Regions from separate parts of the Homo sapiens genome. Here region 2 is linked to region 1. Evidence: chromatin contacts called from ENCODE Hi-C or POLR2A ChIA-PET data. All regions are on one chromosome and are shown on one strand. The core of a region is the stretch at or near the end of the contact, and the rest is flanking DNA. Distances in the headings are between cores, read along the strand shown.

Region 1 (3,362 bases), core at 263-2,762:
TCACCACATTGGCCAGGCTGGTCTCAAACTCCTGACCTCAGATGATTCACCTGTCTCGGCCTCCCAAAGTGCTGGGATTACAGGCATGAGCCACTGCTCCCAGCCCAATGACTCGTTTTTAATTCAACTAAAATAAAACTAGGAATCAATCACTGTTGAGTAATGGGGATTTGTAAAAACATCTGAAATATGAAAAATGTTACCAAAACTTGGGTAGAGACTGGGGTAGCTGTCAGGACACTTGTGACAGAAGCCAGCACTTGGCCTAGCCTTTCAGAATTACTGTGGGACTTTCACTGAATCAGACTTCCCTTCTTTCTTAAAAGACCCATATGGGGCAACTGTATCTCACCATACATCTTCTTCTCTCTTTTTTTTTCTAGCTAAAATGGAAAGGATGGAACCCGAGATATCTTTGTCTTTGTCTTCCTTGTCTTCCTTGTTGACATTCTTTGTCTTCCTTGTTGACAGCTCCTGCAGGCATCCCCAAACTGATTTGCTGAAGGTGAGAATCTGCCCCCTGAATCACAAAGGGTGGCTGTGCTGCTCACTTAGTCTGTTTTGTGTTGCTGTAACAGGATATCTGAGACCCAGTAATTTACAAAGAAAAGGGGTTCATTTAGCTCATGGTTCTGCAGGCTGGGAAGTACAAGAAGCATAGCATTAGCATCTGCTCTGGTGAGAGCCACATGGTAGGTCCAAACATGGTAGAGAAGGTCAAAGGGGAATTATGAAAAGTCAGAGCCCAATGGCATCTTGGCTTTACCACAACCTATTCTCAAGGGAAGAAATCCATTCTCAGCAATGAACCTAGTCTGGCCAGACAAAGAATTTACTAACTAACAAAAGGGTACCAAGCCATGCATGAGGGCTCTGCCTCCATGACCAAGTACTTCCCACAGGCTTACTTCCCAACCCCGCAAGACAAGGACCAAATTTCAACATGAGTTTTGCTGGGAACAAACAAATCCTACCCAAACCATAGCAGCTGCCAATGACAAAATGAAACCAAGTTTCATAGGGCCCTCTCTGCTCCACATGTAGGCAACTCTGCAGGCATTTGGAGCACCTGTTAGCATGGACTAGAAGTCTAATTGGCCCTTTCTTCCTGTGCAGAGATCCTGGTGCAGGTGGCTCTCCCTGCTTCACCCCTAGGCATATCTTCAGGCATTTGGAGCACCTGCTCTCTTGGTTCAGCAGCCTGAGCCACCCCCACCCTTCCTGTGCATAGACTGTGGTACAGTAGGGCCCCCTCCACTGCAAGCAGATCTCCAGACATTCAAATCACCTTCTTGCTTGGTTCAGCAGCTGAAGTCACCCCACCCCTCCTGTACAGAGATCTTGGTGCAGGGGACTTTTTCTCTGCTTCATGGCCAGGGAGATCTTCAGGACCCTGGAGCACCACTCTCCTGGATTAGGAGTTTAGGCTGACACCCATCCCCATCCAGAGAACTTGGGGCTGAGGAGGTTTCCTAGCTCCATGCCTAGGCACACCTCTAGAAACTTGGTGGCAGCCCACTGGATTCTCCTTTGGCACTGGTGCTTATGCTTGCCATCAGGGGACGTGTAACTGGGCCTTCCAAGTTCGGCTCCACCCATCTTGCCCCACCCCTCCATTCCCTGGAGCTGAGAAGAGAGCTCAGACCACTGTGCATTCCATAAATGAGCCCATTGCCTGAGGCAACAAAGAGCTCCTCTCAGTAAACAAGGATCGGGTATATACCCAGCCATGTTGGCCACAACCAGCTCTTACACATAAGTGACATCTACTGGCTTGTCTGTTTAACTGCACAGCCCCGTGTAATATCTAGAGAGTGTAGGAAGAGGGGAAGGGAAAGAAAAAGAAGAAAAGGCAATAATTTTATAGGGAAAGAAATAAAAACAAAAATCCTACCCACACAAAAATAATTACAAAAATTAGAAGTGCCAGCACTTCCAGATGAGAAGGAATCAGAGCAAGAATTCTGGAACCATGAAAAATCTGAATGTGACAACATCAAAAGATCACAGTAGCTCTCCAGCAATGGTCCCTAACCCAGATGGAAACCCAGAAATTACAGATAAAGAATTCAAAGCATGAATTGCAAGGAAGCTCAATAAGATCCAAGACAAGGTTGAAAATCAACACAGGCCAGGTGCAGTGGCTCATGCCTGTAATCCCAAGACTTTGAGAGGCCAAGGCAGCAGGATCACTTGAGGTCAGGAGTTCAAGACCAGTCTGGCCAACATGGTGAAACCCTGTTTCTACTAAAAATACAAAAAATTAGCTGGGTGTGGTGGCGCACGTGTGTAGTCCCAGCTACTTGGGAGGCTGTGGCAGGAGAATCACTTGAGCTGGGAAGCGGAGGTACCAGTGAGCCAAGATCACACCACTGTACTCCAGCCTGGGTGACAAAGAAAGACTCCATCTAAAAAAAAAAAAAAAAAAATCAGCACAAGGAAACTTCTAAAGTAATCTGGGAAATGAAAGAAGAGATAAAACATCCTAAAAATAAATCAGTCAGAGCTTCTGGAATTGAAAAACTCACTTAGGGAATTTCAAAATACAACTGAAAGTTTTATCAATAGACTGCACCAAGCAGAAGAAAGAATTTCAGAGTTTGAAGACTGGTCTTTTGAACTAACCCACTTACACAAAAATTTTGTTAAAAAGAATTTTTTAAAGATAGTCTTTGAGAAATATAGAATTATGTCAAGTGACCAAACCTATGCATTGTTGGCATTCCTGAGAGACAAGAGAAAAAGTAAACAACCTGGAAAACATATTTGAGGAAATAATTCAAGAAAATTTTCCTAATCTTGCTAGAGAGGTAGACATCTGGATATAAGAAATCCAGAGAACATCTGTGACAAACTATTCAAAATGAACATAACAAAGAAATTAAGTCACTACACTGTCCAAGGTCAATATTAAAGAAAAAAAAATGTTAAAGGCAGCTAAAGACAGAGATCAGATCACATACAAAGGGAACCCTATCATGCTAACAGCAGACTTCTCAGTATAAACCTTACCAACCAAGATAGGCTGGTGGCCTATTTTCAGCATTCTAAAAGACAAGAAATTGTATTTCGCAGAGAAATACAAAAGACTCTCAGAGACTATTATGAACACCTCTGTGCACACAAACTAGAAAATTTAGAGGAAATGGATTAATTTCTGGAAACACACAAGGCCCCAAGATTGAATCAGGAAGAAGTTGAAACACTGGACAGATCAATGTGAAGTTCCAAAATTGAATCAGTCACAAAAAAAGCCCCAGACCAGATGGATTCACAGTTGGGTGAATTCTGCCAGATGTACAAAGAAGAGGTGGTACCAATTCTACTGAAACTATTCCAAGAAAACAAGGAGGAGGATGCCT
Region 2 (3,230 bases), core at 261-2,760, 230 kb before region 1:
GTAAGTGTTTCACACTGCCAGTAGCTGTACAATTCTGTGGTCTTGACAGTGGCCATGTTCCCACAGATCCACTAGGCATTGCCCCTGTGGGAGCTCCTCTGGTGGCTCCACCCTTGTGGCAGGTTTCTGCCTGGGCTCCCAGGCTTTCCATTACATCCTCTGAAATCTAGGTGGAAGCCTCCACACCTCCATCACTCCGGCATTTTGCATGCCTGCAGAATTAATGCCATGTGGACCTCGATGCTGCCAAGGCTTATGGCTTGTATCCTTTGAAGCAGCAGCCCAAGCTGTTTATGTGGCTAGTTGAGTCACAATGAATTGGCTGAAATAGCCAGGATGTAGTGAGCAGGTCCTGAGGAAACCCTGGGCAGTGTGCCTATGGGGAATAGTTGGAACTGTCCCCTGAAACCATTCTGATCTCCTAGGCTTCCTCTGGCTTCCTCTGGTAGCTGGTCAAGCTGGGCCTTAGGAGACCAATGTTGGCCTGCCCAGGTACTGCTTGAGAGTTTTACCCTGGAGGGGCTCCTTTGAGCTAGGGTTTGCAAATTCCCAACTGGGATTATTTTGCTCAATTTTCTACTGTCATCTTCTAAGTCCAAACTGTGGTTTGTAATAAGACAACATTTTTCTCCTTTTGGACTTTCAGCATGCAGTATAGAACAAACCCACCAGAGGCATATCTGAGTTAGCAAAACATTTACTCCATTTCCCTATAGCAAATTATTCCACATAGTACTGCCTGTGGTTGCAAAGACACCACTATTTTACAGCCAATAATGAATGAATGATGGGCAGTTTTACTAGAATTGCTTTTCATTTTTGTCAGCTTTATAAAAATTTTTACATTTTCACTTATATGTTCCTAAAGAGTGAATGTGCATGGGGAAAGATTCTGAGAGCTAATTTGGCACATATTATTTTAACAACTCCAGAGAGAACATATATTATTTATTGTCAGTTGTTTTAATAATGTTTCTACAATGAAAGAATTCACAAGGCTAAAAAGTTCTATTCTGTATTTAATTTACTTGTTCAAATGTCTATATAGGCTTTTATTACTAACTCCATGATTTTCTACGATCACTTAAAGCTAATGGACAAATGTTGACTATTTGACACAAAATCTTGTTCTTCCATTTAAAAAAGTTTTTCCAAATAGTGGATTTAAGGCTGTCTTTGGAGCCGGTTTTGTTATTCTGTTACATAAGAATGTATTCAGGGATGACAGAGGCATAATGTGCACATTAGTCCTCTATTCAATTAAAAGTTCAATACACAGTATTAATTTGACTTTATATTAGTAGGTGAAATTATAAATTTAGTGACCAAGCAGAATCATATGTCAACAGCTATAATATTAAAATCATTACTGTAGTGTGATTTCTTTAGGCTACATCTGAGAACTGTTCTTTCCTCTCATCACAAATGATTTTGTCATGCCCACTCCCCCACCACGAGACTTGATTAAACGCTAGCATAGCTCAAGCCCTGACCCGGGGTCAACCCAGCCCTCCTCAAGTTCCTGTCTGGGAAATCTCAAGGTTGTTGAAAAATTTACTGTTTGTTCTAGCCAACATCTGAAGACTTGGCCCCTGTCTCCCAGGCTCTGTGGGAGGGTAAGAGCTTAACTTTGATAAGCACTAGTTAACAAACCCAGACGGTCTAATCACATTGGCCAAACCCTTTTACCCAATAATTGTAATTTTTCACTTCCATGACTTTGGTTGAGCCGGGCAGTTTCTCTCTCTTCACTCCCTCATTCTCCCTTTAAAATGCCCAGTAGCCTCTATATGGATTGGAGTTGAGCTCAGTTCCATACTGGTTTGTCTTTATAATCTTTAACTAGCTTTAACTGGCTTTGTTTTTCTTTAACACATTTAGCCAAAAACTTGAGCTAAACCAATTAAAATACAGAGGCATAGAAACTTTTCACTCACCTGAGAAACATGTCAATAGCAATAGTGTATGAATTAATTATAGTTGAATGGCAACTGGCCACCGTCTTGACAGTAAGTGATTTACAATCCAGTCTTATGAGAGAATTTGAAATGATGCTCTGCTCATCTCAATCATTCCTGCTGTAAAACAAAAGAATCAAAGAGGGAAGTCTTTCTACAAACAAGTAACTAATCAAGATGAGGTGTGGTAAAAATAATAATAATAATAAAAGCATCTCCTGTGTCAAAGCATTAATTTTTCTATTGGTTATCAGAGTAGAAAAAAATATTTTTTTTATTTACCCCTCTTAGGTTCATTGGCTTGGAGTCCATGAATCAAACAAATAACAGACAGATTAACAAGAGAAAAAAACAGTTTTAATTATGTACATAGCTACATACGTAACACCAGAGTTTATAAAGAAAAATGTTCCTCAAGGAGGCAGCCAGATGGTTAAGGCTTTTACGGTATTCCATTTTTAGCAAAATAAAGGAAAAGGGATTTGGGACTTCTAGGTCAGGAGGCAAGTTACAGGAAGGTGACCAAGAAAAGTATGGTAAACAAGGATTGTTTAGTGCTTTCTCCATTGATAAGAGTTATTGAGTCCTCTTCTCCATAAGGGAAAAGGAGATATCTTTAAAGATGGAAATGTTCTAAATTTTCTTTATTAAAGGAAAATTTGTGCCCTATTTTTAGAGCTTTTTCTGTGTCTGTTGGTCTCGATGGCCTTTAGCTAAAATATTCAACGTAACAAAAAGGCATATTTTGGGGGGTGTAGCATATCTTGGTACCCTTTGTGGTGACAAATTCCATATCTGTTGGGCATTCCTAGGGGTCAGTGCTGGATTTCCCTGCTGACCAACTAGGAAAATGAAGTGGGAACTGAAAAGGGCATTGTGGCTGTCTCTCCAACAGTCTTTCCTCAGATGATCACTCAAAGCCAACTGTGTCACCTACCTGTGATTGGGCTAAAGAAATGTGAGGTGTGTTTCACCAGAGTTGTCAGGGGAAAGAGCCAGTTGTCTTTGAATCCTGCACATGGACAAGGACACACGTGTACCCAGTTGTGCTGGTAGCCATATTATGACAATGAGGAAAAGCAACCCTACAATGAAGTGAGTGTCATAAATAGCAGCACAGAGAACGAAGCTGGATTCTAGATGATATTGCTGAACCATGGAATCGATCGAATTACTTAAGATAATAAATTCTCTTATTGTTTAGGACATTTTGAGTTGGTATTCTGTTATAGGAAGGCTAAAAACAGCAGAGCCCAGAGAGGGAGTCAGTGT

Evidence for each region. Hi-C counts contacts between places; a loop is a spot of excess contacts on that map. ChIA-PET counts read pairs that join two places held with the same protein, here RNA polymerase II (POLR2A). Pooled maps may share reads with other maps.
Region 2: a loop to region 1 is called in a map of B cell, with 15 times the contacts of the local background. The contact joins two enhancer-like sites. A Hi-C loop is called at or near these places in 1 of 168 maps with a recorded cell type or tissue (B cell) and 4 of 50 pooled maps. POLR2A ChIA-PET finds 5 or more read pairs at or near these places in 2 of 52 experiments (OCI-LY7 and activated CD4-positive, alpha-beta T cell).

The regions. Positions count from the first base shown.
Region 1 is chr12:47,396,104-47,399,465 of GRCh38, forward strand. No RefSeq gene overlaps it. Among named protein-coding and RNA genes, the nearest start is that of LINC02156, 17 kb to the right of the region's middle. RefSeq lists a silencer at 1,685-1,734. Within about 2 kb of position 1,513, at least 2 of the 41 ENCODE cell types and tissues checked have a DNase peak (open chromatin) inside an H3K27ac peak, as active enhancers do.
Region 2 is chr12:47,164,566-47,167,795 of GRCh38, forward strand. The region is part of intron 2 of PCED1B (PC-esterase domain containing 1B); the gene reads left to right. Among named protein-coding and RNA genes, the nearest start is that of MIR4698, 22 kb to the right of the region's middle. Within about 2 kb of position 1,511, at least 2 of the 41 ENCODE cell types and tissues checked have a DNase peak (open chromatin) inside an H3K27ac peak, as active enhancers do.